2 separate regions of the Homo sapiens genome follow, and region 2 is linked to region 1. Evidence: chromatin loops called from intact Hi-C (ENCODE). Cell type or tissue: heart left ventricle. All regions are shown on one strand.

Evidence for each region. Hi-C counts contacts between places; a loop is a spot of excess contacts. Peaks named below come from ENCODE experiments on the same cell type or tissue, not always from the same donor. Only the 100,000 strongest peaks of a DNase experiment are listed, where the experiment ranks them.
Region 2: a loop joins it to region 1, with 2.2 times the contacts of the local background. A loop is called at or near these places in 13 of 110 quality-filtered maps.

What each region holds. Positions count from the first base shown.
Region 1 is chr3:107,952,613-107,960,612 of GRCh38, forward strand. No RefSeq gene overlaps it. Among named protein-coding and RNA genes, the nearest start is that of LINC00636, 73 kb to the left of the region's middle. RefSeq lists a silencer at 1,217-1,417. In heart left ventricle, no CTCF peak of the experiment used is centred here; DNase peaks (open chromatin) are centred at 4,459 and 4,759; H3K4me3 peaks cover 882 bases; H3K27ac peaks cover 1,624 bases.
Region 2 is chr3:108,210,540-108,218,539 of GRCh38, forward strand. IFT57 (intraflagellar transport 57) reads right to left here. Exons shown (of 11, transcript NM_018010.4): 3 at 7,996-8,000; 4 at 3,392-3,482. Among named protein-coding and RNA genes, the nearest start is that of IFT57, 7.9 kb to the right of the region's middle. In heart left ventricle, no CTCF peak of the experiment used is centred here; no DNase peak of the experiment used is centred here.

The DNA of each region.
Region 1 (8,000 bases):
TGTTTTTATATCAGGGAAGATAAGTGTTTCTTAAATGAGACATAAAAAGTACAAACCATAAAGTAAAATAATAATAAGCCAATATTTATTAAGCTATTCTATGTACTATACAATATTCTGAATATATAATCTAACTAACTCTTGTAATTCTCATGAAAACCTATGAAGCAGTTATTATTATAATCTTCATAAAAGACAGAGGCCTAGAGAGACTATTATCTTCCATATCTTGTGTGGTAAGTGGTAGAGGTGTCAGTTGAACCCAGGCATTCTGGCTCTATACTACCTCTCAAGATAGAAACATTGATTACATTCAAGTTAAAATAATACATATTAAATGAACTAATTAAAAGTACAACCCAAATACAAGGAGAAAATCTTTTCAATGCATGCAACCATCAAAAGAATATATATATATATATATTTGCAAATCACTATGAAACAATCCAATAGGAAAACGGGCACAGATTATGAAAAGCCAACTCGTCAAAAAGGCACATAGCCAAAATTACATGAAAATATGCATGTTAGTAAACAGATAAATCAGTATAATCACTTTGGAGGGCAATTTGGCAATATCTACTAAAGTAGAAGATATACATTCCCTATAATCTAGGAAACCCTTTGTGTATATAAAGGTAGTGTTGGCAGAGTTGCTATAGCAAAACACTGAAGGAAATAACTCAGTAAAGAAATGGTTCAATAAATTGTGAGATAATTACATTTTGGAATGCATCTAATACATCTAGATGTGTCTGAACAGATAAAGTTCAAAAAGAAATGTTGAGTGAAAAACAGGTAATTTGAACAGGATGTATACCGCATGACAGCACTTGGACAGATCCCAAAATCTCATAAAATCTTACTATCTATTGTTATGGGCACATAACATTGCCATGCATAGATCAGCTTCAGAATAATGGTAATTCTTGGGAGATAGGGGAGTAGGGAGGTGTCGTGCCAAACCCCTATCAACCTCAGTAGGGATGGCACCAGATTCAAGAGGCTGAAGAAGAGACTGGGAGCCAGCAAACAAGACATGGGGTTTTACTGGAGGCTTACATACAAAACATGGGGTTTTACTGGAGGCTTACATACAAAACATGGGGTTTTATTGGAGGCTTACATACAAAACATGGGGTTTTACTGGAGGCTTACATACAAAACATGGGGTTTTACTGGAGGCTTACATACAAAACATGGGGTTTTATTGGAGGCTTACATACTGTCAAGTGGTGGTGGGCTGGACAGGAAAACCACAACCACTTGCAAACAGCATGCAGCTGATACGGCATCTTCACTTAATACCCTCCCCCTAACGACCTTTATCTGGCAACCTTCATTTAACCCAAAACTCAGGGCCTCAATTCCCTAACAGCCCGTGTTCCATGGGACAGGCAGGGGGCTCAGATGTTCCTCATAGACAAGGAATGAATCTCTGGGCTGGTCACTCCTGGATTCTCTAACTCAGAGCACACATTCAGGTGCATCTGCCAGATAGGGTCATTCTAAGGGTACGCTTAAATTAATGCTATTAGATGTGTTTACAGGAGGAAATAGACAGGAAGAGAGGTTTAGCTTTATCTTATTTTCTTTATTTATGAAAAAAAAAAAAGAAAAAGAAAACCTTAAGGAGACATGGCAAAATGTTAAGATGTGTTAAATCTGGGTAGTGGGTACCTGAGTGTTTTTTTTTTTAATTTTGTATATATTTGTAATTGTTCATAATTACATGTTTTTGAAGAAATAAAAATATGATCACCACTTTCATTATTTTTAATACACTATTGTAGTTCTTTTTCCTGGTGATTAAAATGCATGGGCTTTCTCCTTTCTGCATATTATTTTTTTTAGGTATCCTTTCTACACATTTTTTATAAAATCCTAGAATAGGAAGGAGATGTAGAGAACATTTGTTCAAATCTACTGCTTGACAAAGGCACTTCTGAATTCAAGTTGGTGTTCCAGGTAAAAACCCTTGCTAGAATTTTCCTTTATGCTTAATAATCTGGAAGATATGGTTTTGGTTAACTATTTTGTTTCAACTAAGTCAATGTCCATGGATAATGAGTTTTTTTTTTAATGCAGACCATAATCAATTACACCTAACATTGATACTATGCTGAAAACACAGTTTTATCTGTAATGACACAGTGACTGCGAAGAATCTCAGTGTTATCATCATAGTCTTCAGTTATTATTTTGGTTATATGTGAAAGCACCAATTGAAAGAGAACTGATTGGCAAAATGTCAGATAACCTGGAGTAAGGAGAATACAGGAAGAGGTGAGAATTACCCTTTATTGAGGTATTGTAGGTGTGAAAGTTGTCAGAATCAGAATGGAGTCAGTCATGTTAAAAAACCAACACACAAACAAAAAACCCTAACATATATAGCTGGAGAAGGCTATGAAGAGAGGGTTCTCATGCTCGTATGCCCAAAAATAAAACCACCACAAAAGACTCTGCAAAAACCACAACTTTGTGCAAAAGCCACCATAACCTTACACAAAAAATACTTCTGCAAGGACATCTGCCCAGCAACTGCCTGTCAACCTCAGACAGGCGCCACCTTGTTATTGATTTTTGTAGCCAAGGATAATTGCCTCAAAACAATTCTGTAATAGTCCTCCTCATTTCTTCTTTAAAAACCCTTGTCTCCCTTTACTTCCCTTAATACGCATATAATTTACTATGGCACGTGTATTCCCATTGCAATACTCGATTCCCAAATAAACATAATTTTCTTTTAGAGAGCCTCTCTCTGCTATTTAGGTTGACATGGGAGGTGCTTTAGATATTTGATTTTCTGCTAATCTTGCAGCAACCTGTAAGGTAGATGTTGTTATATTCTTTTTTCAGAGGTTCAGAGAGATGAAGTAATTTGCCCTACCTCCTGTTGAAAAACATTACCTCAAACCTGAAAATAGGCAAAAAGATGCCTATATATCCTTTCAATATCAAACTGGGCCCAGGGGATTATTAATTCTATTGGAGACTACACCTTTGTTTGATTTACTGTTTACTATTGATTAGGACGAGAGTCTATGAATCTGTGGTTAGCTGGTAGATTTTTGTTTGATAAAAATGCAAATGATTTCTGTTCAATAAAAAGTATAATGTCAGAGGACATTATCTATCTACCTATTTATCTATCTGTAAATATACATTTAGTCTTTTTGATTCTGGAATCAATTTTAAAATCCTAATGCTTCCCTCATTAATAATAAAATTTTACGTGTATCTTCGTATTTTTCTACGACAAAGTTTTGACTTACTATAATTTATACACTGAAGATCTTACAGCTTATAACTGGGAAAGCCAGTATGCAAGCCAGGGCTTTAGCTCTAGAGCTGATGCTTTTGCTCCCACATCCACTCTTTCTGGCCATATGTAGTATACTGCATTACTGAAAGCTTATGTTGAACTAAAAAGCTAGTCCTCCAACGTAGGGGTAGGGAAAAATCTCATTATCAGAAAAACAGTCCGATTTTTCATTTATCTGAGAGGAATGAGATGGAGAAATCCTATCTCTGGATATGAATCTCCTAATATATAAAGACCTTATCACTTGGACCCATACAGTTGCTCCCTCCTGTAAGTTTCTTCCCTCTCCCCGTCCAATAAATAAAGGAATAGAATAGATTATCCACAATTTTGTACTTCGTATACCCCTTCATAGTCTGGGTTATATTGAATGCGTACTGTAAATGACTAGTCACTGTTCCCACCCTCAGCTTCTATCACCATCCCTACGCAACCAATTTCCAGCTCTATACCAAATCCCTATAACCTAAGGCATTTTACAAAAATAGCTATATTCTATAAACTCCAGGAACATACACTCACAAACAGATATGGTAAAATCACACTTGTTCAGTTTAATCAAGAAAGTTTGGACTGAATTAGTGAAAATATGGAATTGTGGAGTATTTTTAAAGAACTGAAGTAGTATTAATTTCAAGTATCTATATGATGGTATTTCAGTTATAAAACTATGCATGGTATTTGTCCTTGGGGACTTAATTAATGGAAAGATAAAAGTGGTATGTAATCAGCTTATCAACAGAAGGAAGAAATGTGAGCATTTCTTAAGTGATTGCAAAGTTTGTTCTCTTAAGCAGGTTAAACAACTCCCAGTTTCCTTGTAACCCTTTCCAGATTCAAATTAATGCAGAGTATCATGTCTTCATAAAAAATATCGACTGAGCTCTTTCAAATCCAAAGCAAGGATGTGTGAACTAAAGAGGTTTTATTGCTTCTACATTTTTTCCTGTAAGTTCCTTCAATTAAAGGAGCTAATTACTTAGTCCACATCCCTGGTAACACCATCTTGAAACAAAATGTTGGACAAGGTCTCCTGACAACCAGTGGCCACCACCCTTTTGCTCAGAAAATGGGGGCTACTGTTGTACCAGCCGGAGCCCAGAGGACACAGGCGGGCAGCTGGCAGCACTGCCTGCTCATGCTAATGATCCCAGTCCAGCGCTTCCCTTCTAGGGAAGAAGGAGGACAGAAGTGGATGCCAAGTTCTTGCACAAGGTCAAACGTTTCTGGAGGAAAGGAGCCAAGGTTAGATTAGCAGTGAGAATGACATAGGAAGCTGGGTGGAGAAAAACACCGGCTGAGGGGGAAAAGTCTGGAAACACAAATGGAGACAGCAGTAAAAAGTAATTACTAACACATTTCCCAACTTGGAAAGCCAGCCACATCCCACACCAGGGCCAGACTCAGAGCTCTTCTGTTCCAAGGAGGTTGGAGCGGGCTCAGGGACAGGAAAGGATTTTGCAAGCCAGCCGCCTCCCTCTCACTGGCTTTGGAACTGTGCGCCCTGAAAAGTGGAATTCATCTTGAAAGAGAAAGCAGAGGACACTTCTGCCTAAATTCTCCATTAAGATACACATTTTCCATACATACAGTGTAGCCATCCTTTCAGTACTACTCAATAGCAAAAGATAATCAACATCGAAACAAAGGAAAGGGAAATCTTTGAGGAGAATGTAAGCTTTTGCAAACCTAAAATATCTTCCTTCTCTGCCTTTTATCAACATCACTGGAGAAGAGAAACTGTTTGTGGGAGGGACAGACCCAAGGAAAGGAGGAGGAGGAGGGAAGAAAGGGGGAGGGAGAAGAGAAGCAATGCTCTCTGGTGTCAGGGAGAAATTCACGACTGGATTGACTGTTTTGACAGTTGATTTTTACTTTTTTTTCCCTCCAACTTCAGAACCATGACAGACAATTGCTGAACATCAAACTAAGGAGTGAACACTTCATCAGATCTGCTTGCCTTAACAACAAAAATAGCCAAAATGTTAAGACAGTCAAACTAGATTGATTGTTTTTGATACAATCTGTGAGTGGTTGACCCAAGAATTCTCAATCTAATCACGCCTATAAATACAGAGACTGTATCCACAGATGCAAAAGCAGCCAGAGGACAAGTGAGAAATTCGTCAGTCACCTGGATGCCTCATCTCTACAATGGCACTGAACAGCATGTGAAGAGACACCCGCAAGGGTCTGTGAGTGGCTTCTGGGCGCTGGGTCTCACAGGAAGCATCTACTTTAAAAGCTGGGAATGCTGATCCTTTCAGTTTCTATCAAGAAGACAAAGTCTGGCTTATAATAGAAAAACAGATTCCCCCAAATCATTGTCTAGAGGTGTTGAATCACACATGAATGTCAGCAAATGATGCCAACTATGGATCACTTTCCTGGGGACTTTATCTGGTGTGAACCAAGAGAATCCTACTTCATGCATTTTTTTAAACATCCACAGATAACTGTTGTGCTGTGTCATAGACCAAAAGGGAAATTACATTTTTCTCATAATTGGATTTGGTACTTGTAGGCTTTCCTGAAGACAAGGAAAAGGAAATTTATTTTAGATTCTTAAAAAACCTTGAACTAAAAAATTTCAATCAGCATATCAGGTGCCTATCTGAATTCAACCACCACTGTGGCAGAGATGGATGACTTCGTGTACCGGTACAGGAGAAAAGGGTTCCTGAAGCTTCATTCTTGTTTGTTTGTTTGGTTGGGCTTTTTCTTTTCATTCTGAGTTCTAAAAAAGTTATTACTTGATAGCTTGGTGGCAATGCAGTCTGTGTTGAGAAAATAGGAATTGATTAAGAAGTGAGAGACTGTGAGAGACTGAAAATGAGTAAGAAAAAAAAAAAGCCTACAAAGCATTTACAGTGTAATTTTCCAATACAGATTTGAGTAGATACTGCATGCACTTAGAAACAGATGCATTGTCAAGCCTTTATTATTGAACAAAGAATAATTTTTGAGTTTCCCCTTTTTAAAAAGAACCCAAGAAAATACAATGCTAAAATCTATATATTAGCACAGCATTCATTTGAATGCCTAATTGCTTGAGACTTGCAAGATTCAGTCTCAACTGGTGGAGGTCCTGACATAGCTAGCATATGGCTGGATGCTAAGGAAGAATGGTTGCAATGATCATTTGTGGAAACAAAACATTAATCTATAAATATCAATTTGCTGGGCTAATTACCAAGGATGTTAACTTGATGTATTGATTATTACAAAATAAATCTGTGGATACATTTAAATGTATGTTTGTCATAGTCTGTTTTGCATTGCTATAACAGAATACAACAGACTGGGTAATTTATTTAAAAAAATATATTTTATACATCTCTGGAGTCTGGGAAGCCTAGGGTCTAAGAGCCACATCTGATGAGGGCCTTCTTGCTGGCTGGGACTCTCTGCAGGCCTCGAGGTGGCACAGGGCATCACATGGCAAGAGGGCTCGTGAGAGACAGCCAAGAAGGCATTTACAGCAAACCGACTCTCATGATAACTAGCCCACTCCCTCAATAACCCATTGATTCATTAATTCATTAATCCACTAATGGATTAACCCATTCATGATGACCTAATTACCCCCAAATGATTCCACCTTTAAAACTGTTGCACTGGGGACCAAATTGCCAACACATGAACTTTTTGGGAACACATTTAAACCACAGCAGTGTTTAAAACCTGGCATCACATCTCCTTAATATGTTTTGTATTTTATAGTACCTCCTACTTTCCTTATTTAAATTGATCCACACCACAGTCCTTTGAGGTAGACATTTCCACTGGACTATGCCAGCTAATATACATTAATATGCTGGCGTGCTTGTATTTCCTTACATCTTGAATTGCTAAGAGCTAAGCTATTCTTTACACAAGAGTGGTTGCTAAATGAACAGGAAAAGGATGTGACCCAAACACAATCCACTCTGAGGCCAGCAAATTATCCCTTTCCTGAGAATTTGAACCAAGAAATTCCCAAAGAGTAAGAGAGTGGTGAGAGCTGATGTTGAAATGTCTTAATGTAGAGAGATGTGGCAGAGGCCATGATGCTAGCTGAAGTTCTAAGAGCAAAAACTATGAGTCAGCGGAAGTGATAAGGAAGAGACAAAGAGACAGCAGAAGGTGATTAGGGAGTAGGAGGGAGAAAATGAAAGGTAGAGAATAGCCAAGTCAGATAGATTCAAGAGCACTAGAGTGAGATTCCATGACCTCCTACTGTTAAGGTCATGAAGATCCACCTCCAGTTCCGGGACAGCTGTAGTTCCTGCTTTTAGTCTGCTTTTCTTTTTTTCTGGCAACCCTTGGTAATACGAATGAGTCTCTATTCCTTGCATTCAAAGGAGTTTTATTAAAAAGCATTGTCATCCTCCATATTGCTATTGAGAAAACTAAAGCAAAGAGAGATTATAGGTCATAACCACACAAGCAGAAAATGGTAGAGCCAAGACACATGCCAAGATTTTTCTAGAATTGGTGCTGATTCCAGTGTATCATACTATAGCAGTTTCCAAAAATGGCCCCCAAATCCTTTGAACCTCCATTCATCAGAAGGTGGTGCCTATGTCCCCCTCCCAGGGGTCTGAATGGGGTCTGTGACATCTCCAACCAATGGAGAATGGTAGAGGTAATGCTGCATGATTTTTGAGGCTAGGTTAGAAAAGACCAAGCA
Region 2 (8,000 bases), 260 kb after region 1:
CCAGGCTAATCTCAAACTCCTACCCTCAAGTGATCTGCCCACCCCAGCCTCCCAAAGTGCTGGAATTACAGGTGTAAGCCACCACACCTGGCCAACCTTTACCATCCTTGAGCAACGCCACAAACTCAGACAACAGAATCATGTTATCCCACCATCAAAAGTCTTCTTGGTGGTGACCCAGTCCTCCTTAAAGAGAGGAGTAGAAGTAAAAGAGGGCTCCTTAGAATAATATGATGACAATAAAGAAGAAAAGAAATTCAAGAGACTTGATGCAAGGGAATGAATAGCCTCAGGGCCAACCCCTTTGAGGAAGGCCTTCAGTTTGCTCTTATGATAGTAGAAGGTCTTTACCTCATGGCTGGGAAGAAATGTGTGAAGAGGCTGCTTTCCAGTATATTTCTCTAAATTCACACCCCCAATCATGGTGCCTTGAACTTTAAAGGGTTCCTAGCTTTAAAATGAGCTATAGTTTCTAAATGTTATACAACGATGTGCCGATAGTTTGATTTTATGGTCAAATATTTAATGAGTATGTACTATGCACCAGGCCCTGCACAATAAGCTGGAGACACAACAATAAGAAAAATTACACATGGTTTCTGCGCTTGCAGATATTTTCCTCCTGACTAGTGGGTTTGTTTTTTATTCCTCAGACTAGCAGTTCTTAGTTATATGCCTTTGAAGTTAAATGTTAATGTACTAGAACCAGGTATCTGTTCATAAACTATTCATAACTATTAAATAGTTATTAAGACGACAAGATGAGGGAATAAATAAGGTGAACAACTAGGAATATATGAGTACTTAATTTCTGAGCTTGAACGGAAAGATCTGTTACACAAAGAATAAAGCCTAAACTACTTTTCATGCCCAAAACAATCTGAACTTGGTCTATCTTCCCAGTTAATCTTATGCCACCCTCCCCCTCACTTAGGAGCTCTGGCCCCAGTAGTTTTCTCTAAGTTCCTTGATCATGCTAAGTTTCTTTCTGCCTTCAAAGCTTTGGCACATGCTACACAGTCAGGGCCTTGGCCACTGCCTGCTACATAACAAGTGCTCAATAAGTATATGCAGAATGAATGAATATATCTTTGTCTTGACCTTTAAAATCCATCACATTAAAAAACATCTTTTAAACTGATAAGTTTTACAATGGTCTTTTTCCTTCTGTAAATGACAGTCATCTTTTTTTACATATATTAAATAATGTTTATTTACATTGCTGTTAAAAATACATGTTGAAAACCTTAAAAATACAAAGCATAGAAAACAATCATCCATAATTCTCCTACCCATAATTAATGCTAATATATTTATTTTTAACGTATTTTACATAGTTAATGTTATATCAACATAAAATTTGGAATCATCTCAGTTAATTTTATAGCATATAGTATAAGTTACATTCCCATGTCAGTAACTTTGTATTTTTCTTTGTAAACTTTGTAAACATTTTTTGTAGAGACAGGGTCTTGCTCTGTCACCCAGGCTGTAGTGGAGTGGCATGATCACAGCTTACTGCACTTTCAAACTCTTGGGCTCAAGCGATCTTCCCACCTCAGCCTCCTGAGTAGTTAGGACTACAGGCATGCACCACCATGCCTGGCATTTTTTTCTTTTTTGGTAGAGATGAGGACTCACTATAATGCCCAGGTTGGTCTCAAATTCCTGGCCTGAAGCAATCACCATGCCTGGCATTTTTTTCTTTTTTCCTTTTGGTAGAGATGAGGACTCACTCTATTGCCCAGGTTAGTCTCAAACTCCTGGCCTGAAGCAATCCTCCCACCGCCTCCCGAAGAGCTGGGATTACAGGTATAAGCCAGCATGCCCACCCAACAATTTTCAATGGTGATATAGTTTGGATATATGTCCCCTCCTCTGTCTCTGGTCCTTCTCCCCTCCTCTGCTTCTTCTCTGGCCATGTGAGGTGCCTGCTCCCACTTTGTCTTACCATGATTGTAAGCTTCCTGAGGCCCTCACCAGAAGCAGATGCTGGTGCTACACTTCTTGTATGGTCTGCAAAACTGTGAGCCAAAATAAACTTCTTTTCTTTATAACTTACCCAGCGCCTCAAGTATTCCTTTACAGCAACACAAAATGGACTAATACAAATGGCTATATAATACTCTATTCAGATAGCATCTAATCTATTTAATAGTTATTTTTCAGCATTTGCTATTAAAATTATGCATATACTAACTTAAATACTATACTATACTAACCTCAATGCCAAACTTCAATTACTTACTTATTTTAAACTAATTATCTATTGATTTTAAAAATCACCTAAAAATTTTAATTGGTTTATGACAGCAAAATATAGTTGACCCTTGAACAACACGGGTTTGAACTGCATGGGTCCACTTAAATACAAATTTTCTTTCATTTCTGCCACCCCTGAGACAACAAGACCAACCCTTCCTCTTGCTCTTCTTCCTTAGGCTACTCAATATGAAGACAGGGAAGATACTTTTATGATTATCTACTTCCACTTAATAGTATGTATGTTTTCTCTCCCTTATGGCTTGCTTAGTAACATTTTCTTTTCTCTAGCTTACTTTTAGTGTAAGAATACAGTATATAATACATAGACAAAATATGTGTTAACTCTTTATGTTATTGGTAAGGCTTCAAGTCAACAGTAGGCTATTAGTAAAGTTTTTGGGAGTCCAGAGTTATATGTGGATATTCAACTGTGTGGGGGCCGATGCCCATAACCCCCACATTGCTCAAGGGTCAGCTGTATACTATAAAGTTTGTTTTTTCCCCCAACCATTTCTGCTTCAAATCACAAGCACACTTCCTAAAATACCAGGGTCAATCTAATTCTAGTTCTGAGAATTATCTTGAGAAAAAGTTATTTTGTCTCTGTCATCTTTAGCTGCACACTATGGATGGCATGTAAAACATGTAAAAAGTTGTAGATTCTGCCAAACAACTTAAATAATGTTGATCATTTAAAAGCATTAAAAAATTCCTACTCATCCTAATTGTAGATGAATAAAGGAATTCCTTAGAAATGAATGGTATGCGTATAAAGCAGAATTTATTAATCCTAAATTCTTTTGTTCTGTTTTAAATTCTTTATTAGTCACAGTCTATTTAACATCATGAATGGTTAATAAAGTATTTACTCATATAACTAGTGGTATATATTTCCCTGAACAGTTCAAGAACCTCTGCTAAAATTCAGACCTCAATCATTAGAGAATACAAACATTAACTTAACCAAAGGTCTAAATGATGATACTCAGCACTGTATTTAAAAGCTTTTCTTCTTTAGAAACAATGAAATAAAATATATTCCAGATAATGGAAGTCTGGGGGAAATTAAGAGAATGGGAAGTGGCCGAAAGGTGAAAATGAACAGAAAGTTCAGCTACACACATACCACAAATTCTTCATCCACTTTATTTAATGTTAATTCTGCATCATCTTCTGCAACGCTTTCTTCTTCTAATTCTTCTACTGGGTATATTGGCCTAAAATAATAAGATTAAACATGAGGTGATAATTTTAATATTTAGTAAGACAAAAAAATCATAATGCAAATATCATGTCCTCTATGCCAGGTTTTGTCCTTTTTCATTCCGCTTCCATAATCACTGTTAAATGTTTCATGTATTTTTCCTAAAACTTTCTATGTAAAAAGCAAAAGTGTTTATCTCCAAATTTATAAAAAATGAGATGATACTATGCATGGTGTTATCCAACTTAATGCTTCTCACTAATACACCATATTTAAATACATATGTATTTCTCATTATTTTTTACATACAAGCACTGTATTTCATTGAACAATCAATACCATAATTAATGTAATTGGCAGCCTATGACTGAACATAGAGGTTTCTAATTATTTTGCTGGACAATATTGCAAAGATCATCTTTGTACATTTATCATTACACATACCATTTAGAATAAATTTGTTCAAGTGAAATGGCAGGGTAAACAACTTTGTACAGTATTGTTTTGCTATATACTGCCAAAATTGGCTTCCAAAATGTTACCCTAATTTAGACTCCAAACAATACTGAAGGAGAGTAACTCCATCTCCATATATTCACCAATATGATATATAATACAAACTTTAATTTTAGCCAATCAACCAAGTGAAAAAAAATCTCATTCTTGTTTTAACTGCATTTCTTTAGCATGAAAGTGATTGAATATCTTGTCATATTTTAATTGCTTATTTGCACTTCTTTTTAGGTGAAATGTCTATTTATACCATTTACTTTTTGGCTTTTTGTATATTAAGAAAATTAATGTTTTGCCTAACCTCTCAAAAATTGTTCCCCTAGTGTATTACTTATAATCTTGGCTATTCAAGATTGTTATAGTTCTTCTTAGATAGAGTTGGTAACCTTTTCCTGCACAGACCCTAGCTTTAACATCATATATTAGAGGCTTTCTGTCATACCACAACCTCTATACTCCTCTGGTCTTTTAATACTTCTATAGTTTTACTTTTCATATTTACATCTTTGATCAATCTGAAGTTTATTTTAACATAGGTAATAAGAAGGAGTCCAGCTTTCTTCTTATTTCCAAAATCTAATTAGTGATCCTAACATTAAACTTTGAAAAAAATCATTTATTCATCAAGATTAATGACACATTTCCTATATTAAAAGTACTTAAATGTATTTGGGCTTATTTATGAAAACATATTTTTTTTCCTTTTTTTAATCCAGTAACAAAGCTAGAGAGAAAACTTGTATTAAAAACTTGTACCTGGCTGGGTGTGATGGCTCACATCTATAATCCCAGCACTTTGGGAGGCCAAGGCAGGTGGACTGTCTGAGACCAGGAGTTTGAGACCAGCCTGGGCAACATGGTGAAACCCTGTCTTGACAAAAAAAATAAAAAATTAGCTGGGAGTGGTGGTGTGCACCTGTAGTCCCAGCTATGCGGGAGGCTGAGGTGGGAGGATCGCTTGAGCCCGGCAGGCAGAGGTTCACTCCAGCCTGGGCGACAGAGTGAGACCCTGTCTTAAAAACGAAAACCCATGCCTCAATCATGTTAAAAAAATACAAAAATCAACATTTACTAATATGCAAAATACTATGAACTAAATCAATCATCTTAAATAATAAATTTCCTAATTTTTCATTAATTAGAATTCGAAAATATCTCAAAGGCAATGTTCTTCTAGGATTCATTTTGACATTTAGATATATAAAAAATTCATCTATATGTAACGTCTATCTCATTTACATGTTACAGAGCTGACATATTCTCTAATGTTGACTACTTTTCAGCTCCCTCCTTTTATTCCTCATTTAAACATAGTCCTTATAAGTTATCCAAGTCACAGTCTCTTCAATAAATGGTGCTAAAAAACAAAAAAAGAAAAATAAATAGTACTGGGGAAACTGGATATCCACATGCAAAAGAATGAAACTAGACCCTTACCTCTAACCACTTATAAAAACCAACTCAAAATGGATTAAAGACTTAAATATACAATCTGAAACTGAAACTACTAGAGGAAATGTGGAAGAAAACACTTCATGACATTGGTCTGGGCAAGAATTTTTTGGATAAGACCTCAAAAGCACAGGCAACAAAAGCAAAAATAAACAAATGCGATTACATCAAACTTAAGGAAACAATCAAAAGAGTGAAGAGACAACCCACAGAATGGGAGAAAATATTTGCAAACTACCCATCTGACAAGAACTTAACATCCAGTATGTATAAGAAATTCAAGCAACTCAATAGCAAAACAACAACAAAAAAACTAGTCTAATTTTTAAAATGAGCAAAAGATCTTAATAGACATTTCTCAAAAAATACATAGAAACGGCCAACAGATATATGCAAAAATGCTTGACATCACTAATCATCAGGGAAACGCAAATCAAAACCACGATATCATCTCACCCCAGTTAGAATGGCTATTACCCAACCCCTCGCCCCCCAAAATAACAAAGGCTGCTGAGGATATGGAGAAGGGGTAACCCTTGAACACTATTGGTAGGTATGTAAATTATTAGTACAGACACTATAGCGAACACTATGGAGGTGCCTCAAAAAACTAAAAATAGCACTACTCTATTATCCAACAATCCCACTACTGATGATATATCCAAAAGAAATGTAATCGGTATGTTAGAGATATCTGCACTCCCATGTTTATTGCAGCACTATTCACAATACTCAAGATACGGAATCTGCCTAAGTATCCATCAAAGGTTGAATAGAAAATGTGGTATATTTTCACAGTGGAATACCATTCAACCATAAAAGAGAATGCAATTCTGTCATTTGTAGCAACCTGTATAAGCATGGAGGACACTATGTCAAGTGAAATAAGCCAGGCACAGAAAGACAAATATCATAGAAGTAGAGAGTATAATAGTGGTTACCATAGGATGGGAAGGGTAGGGGGAAGGGAGAATAGGGAGAAGTTGGTCAAAGTGGGTGAGTACAAAGTTACAGTTAGGAGGAATAAGTTCTAGTGTTCAATGCACAGCAGGGTGACTACAGTTCACAATATTATATATTAATTAACAATAATATATATTTGAAAATAGCTCATAGAGATTTGGAATTTTCTTGCCACAATAAAATGATAAACGTTTGAAATGATGAATATGTTAATTTCACTAACTTGATCATTGTATATTGTACACATGTATCGAAACATCACATTGTACTCCAAAATTTGCAGTTATGTGCCAATTAAAACTAAAAAATAAATTATCCAACTTACAATACAGAGGCCAGGAATAAGATGTGTTGAGAAACAAAGGAAGTGCAAAATAGAATAGTGGTTGAGATATTACACCATAGCTTCTGGTGAATTTAGAATATATTAGTCTATTAATTTAGCAGTTTTTTAAAATGCTAAATACAGCAGCACATCTCATAACTTATCTTCTCTTGAAATTTAATAAAGTATTATGGACCATGTAGCCATTCTTTATATTGTACTAAATAATAATGTTTGGATTGAAGCATATGAAATTGCCATTTTTTAGTTTAAAAATAGATGAATATGAGTAATTTCATATGGCTCATCCCAATGATAACCTAATTCAAGGAAGTTATTAAACTTAATAGGGAGATTATATCTAAAAGAATATAATTGAATATACATTAAAATGTTATTAACAGGGAATAATATATATATATGTGTGTGTGTGTATATAATCTTTCTACCGAAGTTAGTTCTAATTAAAAAAAAAAAAACACTGCTTACTCGCATTTTACCTGAATAGTGCCTTCTACATTCTAACCTATTAGTAATCCCAAACTGCAAAGCATAAAATTTATGTTTTCTAATTATAATCTCTATAAATTGAGTTTCCAAATGTTCTATTTCATCTATATGCTCAATATCTATTAAACATCTAAGATACACCAAGCATTATGCTAACAGAGTACTTGTGAAGATTTCATGATTTCTAGCAAGAATGTCAGAATAGTAAAGAACAATTTTATACCATAGGATAAATATAATATAATAATAGAAATAAAGCACTGTCAGGTTGGACACAAAAGCAATGAACAATGTCTAGGAGAGTGTCAGGTAGTTTCTTCAGTATTATTCTTGCCCAGTAACTACTAGCAAAGGAGAAAATCCCACTTAAAGTACTGTATTAATTTCCATTTTTCCTTAAATCTGTAGCTATCAGTTCCCTCTGTGTATATACTATGTTTGTGTGTGTGAACATATGTACAAGAGACTTTAAAAAAAAAGTCCAGTATTTACAAAGATATGTAGTCACAGTTAAACCTTTAATAATTACATATTTGAACAGGAAAACGGCATAATAATATGTAACACATTACTTCAGAATTAGTTTTGAAGACGTGAGACATTCTAATTTTGTCTATACTGGCTTTTCTTAATTATCTGTGGCATTTTCAATTTAGAATAGTCAAAAAGAATAATTCTTTTATGTTCAATTGAACAGCTCTGTACCCTCAGAGGCAAATGCTATGCCCATAAAATTACTATCATCAGGGTGGGTAATTTTTACCTTTT